2 separate regions of the Homo sapiens genome follow, and region 2 is linked to region 1. Evidence: chromatin contacts called from ENCODE Hi-C or POLR2A ChIA-PET data. All regions are on one chromosome and are shown on one strand. Each heading gives the region's core, a stretch centred on a gene start or an enhancer-like site at or near the end of the contact. The rest is flanking DNA. Distances are from core to core; before and after follow the strand shown. Region 1 overlaps TMEM235 (transmembrane protein 235). Region 2 holds the start of DNAH17-AS1 (DNAH17 antisense RNA 1).

Evidence for each region. Hi-C counts contacts between places; a loop is a spot of excess contacts on that map. ChIA-PET counts read pairs that join two places held with the same protein, here RNA polymerase II (POLR2A). Pooled maps may share reads with other maps.
Region 2: a loop to region 1 is called in a pooled map, with 2.5 times the contacts of the local background. The contact joins the promoter of DNAH17-AS1 here to the enhancer-like site in region 1. A Hi-C loop is called at or near these places in 1 of 168 maps with a recorded cell type or tissue (PC-9), 1 of 37 single-sample maps with no recorded cell type and 5 of 50 pooled maps. POLR2A ChIA-PET finds 5 or more read pairs at or near these places in 1 of 52 experiments (Panc1).

Annotation. Positions count from the first base shown.
Region 1 is chr17:78,239,286-78,244,254 of GRCh38, forward strand. TMEM235 (transmembrane protein 235) reads left to right here. Exons shown (of 5, transcript NM_001395503.1): 5 at 495-1,702. The coding sequence ends at 507. Among named protein-coding and RNA genes, the nearest start is that of TMEM235, 10 kb to the left of the region's middle. RefSeq lists a silencer at 2,330-2,379 and enhancers at 2,540-2,659, 3,130-3,259, 3,270-3,419. Within about 2 kb of position 3,211, at least 4 of the 41 ENCODE cell types and tissues checked have a DNase peak (open chromatin) inside an H3K27ac peak, as active enhancers do.
Region 2 is chr17:78,482,649-78,487,346 of GRCh38, forward strand. DNAH17-AS1 (DNAH17 antisense RNA 1) reads left to right here and starts at 2,262. Exons shown (of 6, transcript NR_102401.1): 1 at 2,262-2,514. DNAH17 (dynein axonemal heavy chain 17) reads right to left here. Exons shown (of 81, transcript NM_173628.4): 45 at 3,576-3,858; 46 at 3,312-3,485; 47 at 2,902-3,109; 48 at 2,220-2,385. RefSeq lists enhancers at 1,775-1,914, 1,945-1,994 and a silencer at 2,065-2,294.

The DNA.
Region 1 (4,969 bases), core at 1,961-4,460:
TGGGTTTCCCTTTGCACCTCCCGGGATTGGGCGGTCAGGGCCAGGGCCCCTTGAGAGTCTGGGAATCCCTTCTCTGGGCCTCGCTGGGGTCCTGGCCAGGAAGGGGCTGGGGGTGACAAGGGGTGGAGGGCAGAGCCAAGAATCCAGCTCCTCATGTTTCTCTGTAGATATTTGGGGAGGCTCCCCTGCCCCGGCAGGCTTGTTAGGGACTAATTGGTTCAACCGCCTCTTAGAGATGAGAAGAGCCAGTCCAGAAAGAGGAAGTAAGTGGCCCAGGTGACACAGGCTGAGTGGCAGAGTTGGGTGGGGGCACCTCTCAAGGGTGTGGCCTGAACTCGCCCCTCCCCCAGCAGGCTAGTGAGTCACTGCTGCCCCCATTCCTAAGGACCTGGGAGAAAAGTAGGTGCCTGTTAAATGCCGCAGGACTGGGCTCCATGCTCCTCTCCAGCCCCGCAATGGCCCTACTCAATGACTACCCTTTATCCATTTTACAGAGGGGGAGACTGAGGCCCAGAGCGGCAGAGGGACCCACCCAGATCGCCTGGCGCCAGAGAGATGCCGTCTCAGGCCAAGGCCTCCCTGGCCTCTGTTCTGTCCACTCTCCCCGAAGGGCAGGCTTGGTGGAGAAGAGGCTGATGAGAGGGCCCGAGAGCCCCTCCGATTTGCAGGGGTGGGGGGCAAGGAGCTGAGCGATCCAGATGTACCCCTCTGCCCCCTCCCTTGTTCTCAAGCCTGCTAGGTACTTTTCACTGAGCACTTCCGGGAAGAGCAGGCACCCAGATCTCTGTCCTTGTCCTGGCACAGGCTGCTGCTGCTTCCGGCCCCCGACCCTTCCTCTCTGCAGCAACCCGGGGGAGGTATGCCACTGTGAGTGCCCTGGTGGGCACACTGAGCTGGCAGAGATGGAAGTCCCAGAAGGGTGGGGTGGGGGTGTCATGCCATGGTGGAGGAGTTTGGGGCCACTCCTTGCCTGCCTCAAAGGGGGCCTGGCTGAGGGTGCTTCTTGACCACAGGGGCCAGGGCTGCCTAGGGTGGCGCAGGGCTGGGCCTGGAGTTTGGGATGCAGGCTTGTTAAACACAGGGCAGAACCCCAGGTTGGGAGGGGCTCAGTTTGCAGGCCCAGGCCCGCAGGCCCACTGCTGGTCCCAGGGTGAGACAGGTGAGAAGAGGGATGGCCAGCACACACTTGAGTCCCCTTGGGCCACAAAGGCTGGGGCACGCCCACCGTTATGCAGATGGACAGTTGAGGTGGCTGCAGGAGAAGGGTTCCCAGGGCCTGTACAACACGTGGAAGCACTAAACGGCCCCGTTTGGGGTTTGGGGGCCCTTCCCGAGTCTTGAGAGGTCTTGAGAGGTGTGCTGGGGAAGGTGGCAGCCTCTTGTAGCTTGATCTTCCTCCACCCTGCCCCACCCCTAGGTCTCTTTATTGATTCAAAGGTTAAGGAAGCTCCTGGGGGCTTGAGGGGGTGGCACAGTTTTGGTGGGGCCCAGTGAGGACAAATCTGGGGGGTGAGCAGGGCCTCCTCTTCCTCCTGGTGTTTGAACGTTTACCATTCCATGTGGGACCATTGTGCCAATTTGTCCTTAAGTAAATCACTTGTGCTGTGTGCAGTATAAGCCTTTTATTTTTCTTAGAACTTTTCAAAATAGGTAACACATGCCTGTCTGTCATAAACAGTACAAACGTGAGCAAACACTGTCACCAGCTGTGCGCGTGTCTGTCTGTCCATCCAGAGGTGTTCTGAGAGCGTGTGTGCACGTGTGTGTGTGTCCACTGTGAAGTCATCTGTAGACATACAAGCCTACTTCTTATTCCCAGATCAGCACAGGGAGTGGGGAGGGGGGCCTGGGTCTCCGTTTTGGAAACGGGGGCTGGCTTCGTGGGCATGTCCTCTCAGCTTGGGAGGAAAGGTGTGGCGGACTCTTCCTCTCCTCCTCCTGGCCCCCAACTTCTGCTGATGAGGCTTCTCCTGGGGGTTTGCTGGGAAGCCAGGGATGTGAGCCTAACTTCAGGCCTCTCACGGCAGATGTGCTTGGGCTCTGGGGATAGGACACTGGGGAAGACACACCGGGGAGGGGCTGCTGGGACCACCAGCGTTCCCGGAGAGTGTGTGTGGTGGGGAGGGTGTGCTGCTTGACCCTTCCCTTCCAGAACAGAGCTGCCCACCTTGCCTCCACGTGTTCTGGGGCGTGTGGAACTTAGCCAGGCCAGGTAACTTCTTCACTCTCTCATTGGCCAGCCACATCCCTCACCCTCTGGTTGGTTAGTGGACTCCCTCACGCTCTGATTGGCTAGTCAACTCCTTCACTCTGACTGGCCAGCCACATCCCTCACCCTCTGATTGGCTAGTTGACTCCACTCTGGCCAGTTGATGCCCCACACTCTCTGATTGGCCAGTCAGTGTTCCTTACCCTCTGAATGGCCAGTTAACTCCCTCACTCTCTGGCTAGTCTCCACAGTGATTGGCCCAAGGGTTCTGTCTGTGTTCATGGTTCTCTGAGTGTCAGGCTTTGCAGCTGTGATTAAGAGGCGGATGAGTGCCTCCCAGGGAAGAGACAGTGCATGGTTCAAGGTCACCCAGAATAGACAACATGACATCAGGCTCAAATGGTGCTGCGTCGTTTACAGCAAGAGGAGAGAGCCTGTGCACCAAAACCGCTTGCAATGGTGGTTCCCACGGTGGGATCCACTGGCCCACGTGGGCCTCTTTCTTCAATTTTTTCTTAGAATTTTTCAAAATAGGTAACACGTGCCCTTGTGCCACAAATAGCACAAAGGCGAGTAAACACTGTCACCAGCTGTGCGCACGTCTGTCCATCCAGAGGTGTTCTGTGTGTGTGTGAGCAAGCGTGTGCACGTGCCAGAAACAAGCCCTGACTCAGAGGCCCTTCCCCCAGCATCGAAGGCGCTTGCTCCTCTCGCCACAGCAAAGCCCCTTCTCCAGGGATGGCCCAGCTCCGCCAGGTCCTGGGCCCACTGGCATCCCACTCGGGCATGTTTATCTGCACCACCTGGTAGGTGCCCCTGCCAGGGGCCTGACCTCTGTGAGGACAGGGGCCTCTCATCAGCTCAGGCCCTATGCCCAACCAGCATTTATAAATGCAGTAGGCAGCCCGCAAGAGAGCCCCCATCTGTCCTCATCTCCTGGTGCTCACGCCTCTGTAGGCCTTACCACACTGAGTCAGCGCTGACTTGGGTGTCAAGTAGGAAGTACCAGCGTGTGAGGGGGTCATAAAAAGGCAGCTTCTGCCTCGGTCTCAGACTGCTCACCCTAGGGGAAGCAAGTCATCAGACTGTGAAGACACTCAGGAAGCCCTGAGGAGATGCTCACATGGACAGGACTGAGGCCTCCGCCAACAGCAGCAGCAGCGTGTCAGCTGTGTGAGGACACCACCTGCGAGAGGATTATTCAGATAATGCAGTTCTCACTGATGTCTTGACGGCAACCTCGTGAGAAACTCCAAACCAGAACTTTCCAGCTGTAAGCCACTCCCAAATTCCGCCTCTCCCCCGCTTTTTTTTTGAGACAGGGTCTCACTCTGTCACCTAGGCTGGAGAGCAGTGGCTCCATCTCGGCTCACTGAGGCATGGCCCTTCTGGGCTCAAGTGATCCTCCCACCTCAGCCTCTCGAGTAGCTGGGACCACAGGTGTGAGTCACCAGGCCTGGTTACTTTTTTTGTTTGTTTGGTTTTGGTTTTTTTTGAGACAGAGTTTTTGCTCTGTCGCCCAGTCTGGAGTGCAGTGGTGCGATCTTGGCTCACTGCAACCTCTGCCTCCCGAGTTCAAGCGATTCTCCTGCCTCAGCCTCCCAAGTAGCTGGGATTACAGATGCGTGCTACCGTGCCTGGCTGATTTTTGTATTTTTAGTAGAGATGGGGTTTTACCATGTTGGCCAGGCTGATCTCCAACTTCTGACCTCAGGCGATACCCCATGCCTCGGCCTCCTAAAGTGCTGGGATTACAGACGTGAGCCACCACATCCAGCCACCTGGCTACTTTTTGTGTTTGTAGAGACGGAGTTGCACCATGTTGGCCAGGCTGGTCTCAAACTTCTGGGCTCAAGCAGTCCACCTGCCCCGGCGTTCCAAAGTGCTGGGATTGACTACAGGTGTGCGTGAGCCACCACACCCGGCTCACTCTCCAATTCCTAACCCACAGTGCTATGGGAAATAATGATTGTTGCTTTAAGGCAGTATGTTTTGGGGTCATTTGTTATGCAGCAATGGATAACCAATATAATGCACTTTTGCTGGTGCTTGCCCCAGACAGGGCAGTAAGGGAGACACGGAATTACAGGGGCTTAGAGTTACTGGCTTCCTTCTTTTTTTTTTTTTTTTTGAGACGGAGTCTTGCTCTTGTCACCCAGGCTGGAGTGCAATGGCGTGATATCGGCTCACCGCAACCTCCGCTTCCCGGGTTCAAGCGATTCTCCTGCCTCAGCCTCCTGAGTAGCTGGGATTACAGGCACCTGCCACCATGCCCTGCTGATTTTTGTGCTTTTAGTACAGATGGGGGTTTCTCCATGTTGGCCAGGCTGGTCTTGAACTCCTGACCTCAGGTGATCCACCTGCCTCGGCCTCCCAAAATGCTGGGATTACAGGCATGCGAGTTGCTGGCTTTCTTTTGATTCTCTGAGTTACCACCTTCTCCAGCACAGGACAGCAGTTCTGGGGCCCTGGGAACTCCTGTATACGGATCTTCCACAGTATGGATCTGGATTCTTCTAAGAGATGGAGGGACAGAGGGAAACTCCCCTTTGCCTGCCACGTGGACTCTTCTCCCCTTACACTCACTGCAGTCCAAGATTTCCACCGTCCCCTCCCTCCCTCCCTTCCTTCCTTTTCTTTCTTTCATTTCTTTCTTGAGACGGAGTTTCACTCTTCTCTGGTGCCCAGGCTGGAGTGCAATGGTGTGATCTCAGGTCACTGCAACCTCTGCCTCCCAGGTTCAAGTGATTCTCCTGCCTC
Region 2 (4,698 bases), core at 1,012-3,511, 240 kb after region 1:
CTCACCCTTTCCCTGCGGGCCCATCCTTCCCACGGGCCCCACCCTTGTCTGCCTTTTTCTTCCACAGGTGAGCATTTTCCTGACACATCCACTAAACAGTCCATCCTTCCCTGTTGTCGTGGGGCCATGTTAATCTGATATTCTAGAAGGATCTTTTGAAAACTCAAATCTCACTCTGCCACCCCTCCTGAAGATCCTTCAGGGTAAACTCCAGGGCAGATGTGGACCTAGGGCTGAAGCTTAAGAATGTGGAGGCTCCTCCTTGAGGAAAAGAAAGCAAAAATCTTAAACAAATTTTACAAGGGCACATGACCGTGTGCAACCCTTGGAAGGGGCCTCGCGAGTTGCAGGGAAACCGAGGCTGAGCCGCCACAGCCCTCACAGTAGACCTGCCTGCAGAGAGGAACGGGTGGGCTCTCATGCATGCACCTGTCCTCCTCTCCTGTCTGGGTACCCTCAAATCTCCCACCCCACACCACGTTAGGTTCTCCTCAAATGATGTCAAACTCTCTCCAGGCTCCCTCCTCAGAGTGGCAGCTTTGTCACCTCCCCCAGGGAGCCACCTCTGATGCCTCCGTCCCCACATCACAGCCTGCAGCCCAGAGTAGGCTTCCTATAGTCGTGAGCTCTGGGAGTGTCGTTTAGTGAGGAAAAGGCAAGTGATGGAGTCAGACATATCTGAACTCAAAATCCAGTTCTGGCTGAGCGTGGTGGCTCACGCCTGTAGTCCCAGCACTTTGGGAGCCCGAGGCGGGCAGATCACCTGAGGTCAGGAGTTAGAGACCTGCCTGGCCAATATAGTTAAGCCCCGTTTCTACTAAAAATACAAAAATTAGGTGGGCATGGTGGCAGGCACCTATAATTTCAGCTACTTGGGAGACTGAGGCAGGAGAATCGCTGGAACCCAGGAGGCAGAGGTTGCAGTGAGCCAAGATCACGCCATTGGACTCCAGCCTGGGCAGCAAGAGCGAAACTCTGTCTTGGAAATAATAATAATAATAATAATAATAACCCAGCTCCGCCACTCATTAGGACCATGACCTCAAGTAGACTACCTAACCCCCCATGCCTGCCTTTCTCGGCATGAGGCCAGGCTTCATGAACGAGCAGACTAGTTTCTAGGCTCTTTTGGCCTGAGCTACTTGCTTATTTTAAGAGACAACTATGGCTGGGCACGGTGGCTCACACCTCTAATCCCAGCACTTTGTGAGGCCAAGGCGGGCGGATCACCTGAGGTCAGGAGTTCGAGAACAGCCTGGCCAACATGGCGAAACCCCTTCTCTACTAAAAGTACAAAAATTAGCCGGCGTGGTGGTGGGCACCTGTATTACCAGCTACTCAGGAGGCTGAGGAAGGAGAATTCCTTGAACCCAGGAGGCGGAGGTTGCAGTAAGCCAAGATCGAGCCATTGCACTCCAGCCTGAGAGACAGAGCGAGATTTCTCCTCAAAAAAAAAAAAAAAAAAAAAAAAAAAAAAGACAACTGAACTGAATGTTCTCATCTTTCCAAACTGCAAACCTAAACGTGCCACCTTTGGTTTCTCGGTGCCGTTAGGAGAAAATCTGCACTCTGTCCCGAGGCCCTGGGATTCTGGCTGCAGCTGCCCTGGGCACCCTCTGCCTCTGGCTCTCACATCCTTGCCACACCGGCCTTCCTGGGCTTCTTCACGTGTGGCAGGGCATTTACACGTGGCAATCTCTCCACCCAGAATGCTCTCCCTCTAAGGTCCCACAGCCAGCAGGACACTGCTGCCAGCTTCCAGCTGTGCACCATCTCCCCAGGGGCATCTCTCTGCTGGGGCTCCCAGCTGGGAGGCTCCTCTGTGACTGCACTGGGGGTTTTCCTCAGGGCTCTTCCTTTACCGGGTAATGTGCTTCTTCCTCTCCCGGCGGGACAGACACCTCGGTGGAAGGGGGGAAGGAGGATCCCCCCCTCCGCGGGGGCTCTAGGCCACTGCTGCATGTTTGTGAAATGGGTGATGGACGAAACTGATAGAACCTCTCCCCTACCCTGGCCCTACCTCAATGCCTTGTGGCCCCACAAACTTGGGGGCCCAGCTACGACCCGTGTCTCCCTACCCACGTTGCAGCACCCCCCCCACCGCCCCACACCAGTCCTGCCCTACTGCCCTGGGGCTCCGCCTCTTCCTGCGCCCCGCCCTGGCCCCGCCCTCACCGCCCCGGGGCCACGCCTTCCCCTCCGGCCCCGCCCCGTCTAACCAGTGCCGGTGGTCCATGTGCTGCCGGATGAGGGTGTGCGGGGCCACCGTCCCATACTTGTCCACCTCGGGCATGTTCATGTCGTCGATGAAGTAGACGAGCTTCTTAGTGCCTGGCGGCCCGTAGTTCCTCCCCGATTTCTTCTCCAGCGGCTTCTCCAGCACCCCTAGAGAGGGCAGAGGGTCAGCTGCCCGCCTGCGCCTCCTGAGCCAGAGCCTGTTAGGTAGGGAGGGGCGCTACCTGCTTCCCCGGAGGACAGAAGGTGGGACCTGGCTGGGATCCAAGTTTACCAAAGGTACCTGCCCTGGGAGTGGCCCTTGAGGGGGCACCGGGTACAGCCCCAGGAATAAACAGAGCGATCAGAGGCGAGGGTGGCAGGAACCTTGCTCTCCGTCACCTTTGGGTCGCCTTAGATTGGCTGAGACACTCCCGGGGGACCTGCTGCCTCGACTGGCCATCAAAACCCCATCACCATGCCCACAAGGGAGCACCAGAAAGAGGGGTCCCGGCTGCTCCTCCTCTGTCTCCGACTCAGGAAGGAAAGGCCAGCGGGTGGGGCATGGGAAGTGAGGAGGTGCAAAGTGGCTAGTGAGTGCCTGGGCCTGCAGTGAGAGGGGACAGGAGGGAACGGGGACTGGCGGGGGGCAGCCGGGTAGGCAGGGCGTGGCCGGACCAGCCTCACCCTGCAGCATGGCTGAGGTCGTGTAGAAGTTGAAGGGCACAGCCTGCACCAGGTAGTTGTCCGTGTTCAGGCTTTCCAGCTTGTCCCCCATCAGCACCGACTTGCCCGTCCCCGCGTTCCCCACCAGCATCACCGGCCAGGACTTCTCCATGAGCAGGTCCATGAAGTAGCGGATGCGGATGGTTTCCGTGGTGTGGACCAAAGAGGCCTGGGGCAGGGGAGGGAAGGGGAGGGAGCTGTGATTCTCAGACACTTCTGCCTCTCGTGGGTGTGCAGGCCATGTTCTACCGAACAGGTCCTAATGTTGAAAATCGGTTGTGTTTGGACATTCCGTGCAGGCGTGTGGAGGGTACTGCACCGATTCCTGCCTCTAAATCACCAGTCGGTGGCCCTGCTTTGGGGACAGTTACCTGCAGTGGGACATCGGGATCCAGCTCAAAGGAGGGCACTTTATCTGTCCAGGGCAGGAACTTTTTTGTGTCAGGATCAATGTAGTAGTCAAAAATCGTTCCCTGCGAGGGGAACTTGATAGTCTTGAATTCGTTGATCCACCATTTACTGAACTCCACTCGATAATCCACAAGCTGTTGAGACACAGAAGTAAAAATCAGGGCCCAGCTAAGCAGGATGCTGAGAGACCCTGTGTGGGTGGCCGGGCCCCCCAGGTGCATCACCTGGTCCTGGAACATGGCGCCACCGAAGGCCCAGAAGCAGGTGAACACGAAGTACAGCTCGTACAGCTCCCTGGGGGAGTCGGGGGGCACGGTCTTCTCCGTGAGCAGGCACTCCAGCAGGTACAGAATCGTTTGGATCACCGTGATCTCCGGCACTGGCGTGATCTTCTTGAACCCAAAGCGCAACTTGTCCAGGCACGTGGGCAGGTACTTGTCAAAGAGGATCATCAGGTTGGCCTTCTCCGACTGCACCTTGCGCCTCTCGATCCAGCTGCTCACCACCCTGGGGGTGACAGGAGGCGCCGATGACACAGCCGCTGCTCTGGGTCTGCCAGTGTCCCTGCCTTGGTAAACGCCCCTCCCTACCTCCACCCAATTCTGCTGGGGCTGCCCTCAGGGTCACCATGCCTGCATGGCAATGGGTCCAAACGAGGGTGCCAGAGGGGCCAGTTGCAGGCCCTGAAAGGGTCGGAGGAGGATGCCAGGGTCGTGGGGGCTGTGCCCTCTCTGGGGTTGCTAGCTATGGGGGTGCTGTAGGTCTAGAACAGTTGGAAGCCATTCTTGCTACCACACGGGAAGCACATACCAAGGGCTGGTGGATGGGGCAGAACAGAAAAGGAGAAAGATCTCATGATGTCATGTGGGGGGCACGAAGGTGGGGACAGTAAGGGAGCAGAAAGGAGAGACAAGGATAGGAGCAGGGACATTTCATTACATCATCTGGACTCCTGAATCCAGCCATGCCTGAAGCACCCCTTGGTGCTTTTTTTTTTTTTTTTTTTTTAAGCTTCAGTTAGTTTGAGTTGAATTTGCCATGTTCAGTGTAAGAGTACAAATCAATACAACCAGCAATCCTTGAAGAGCCGTGCCAGACTGTTGGCCACAGACATCTCTGGGTGGCTCGTGTGGAGGTGGCCCACCACGGCGGTGAGGGGTGTGGACTCTGGGGCCTGACTGCCCAGGCTTGAGTCAGCTCTACCATGGCCAGCTGCTGCTTTAGGCAGGTTACTGCACATGCCTGAGTCCCTGGTTTCTCATCTGTAAACAGGGGTGATGTTTCCATGACCCTCATTTCCAAGGACTACATGGGCTGATATTTTTAAAGCTCAGAGAAGGGGGCCTG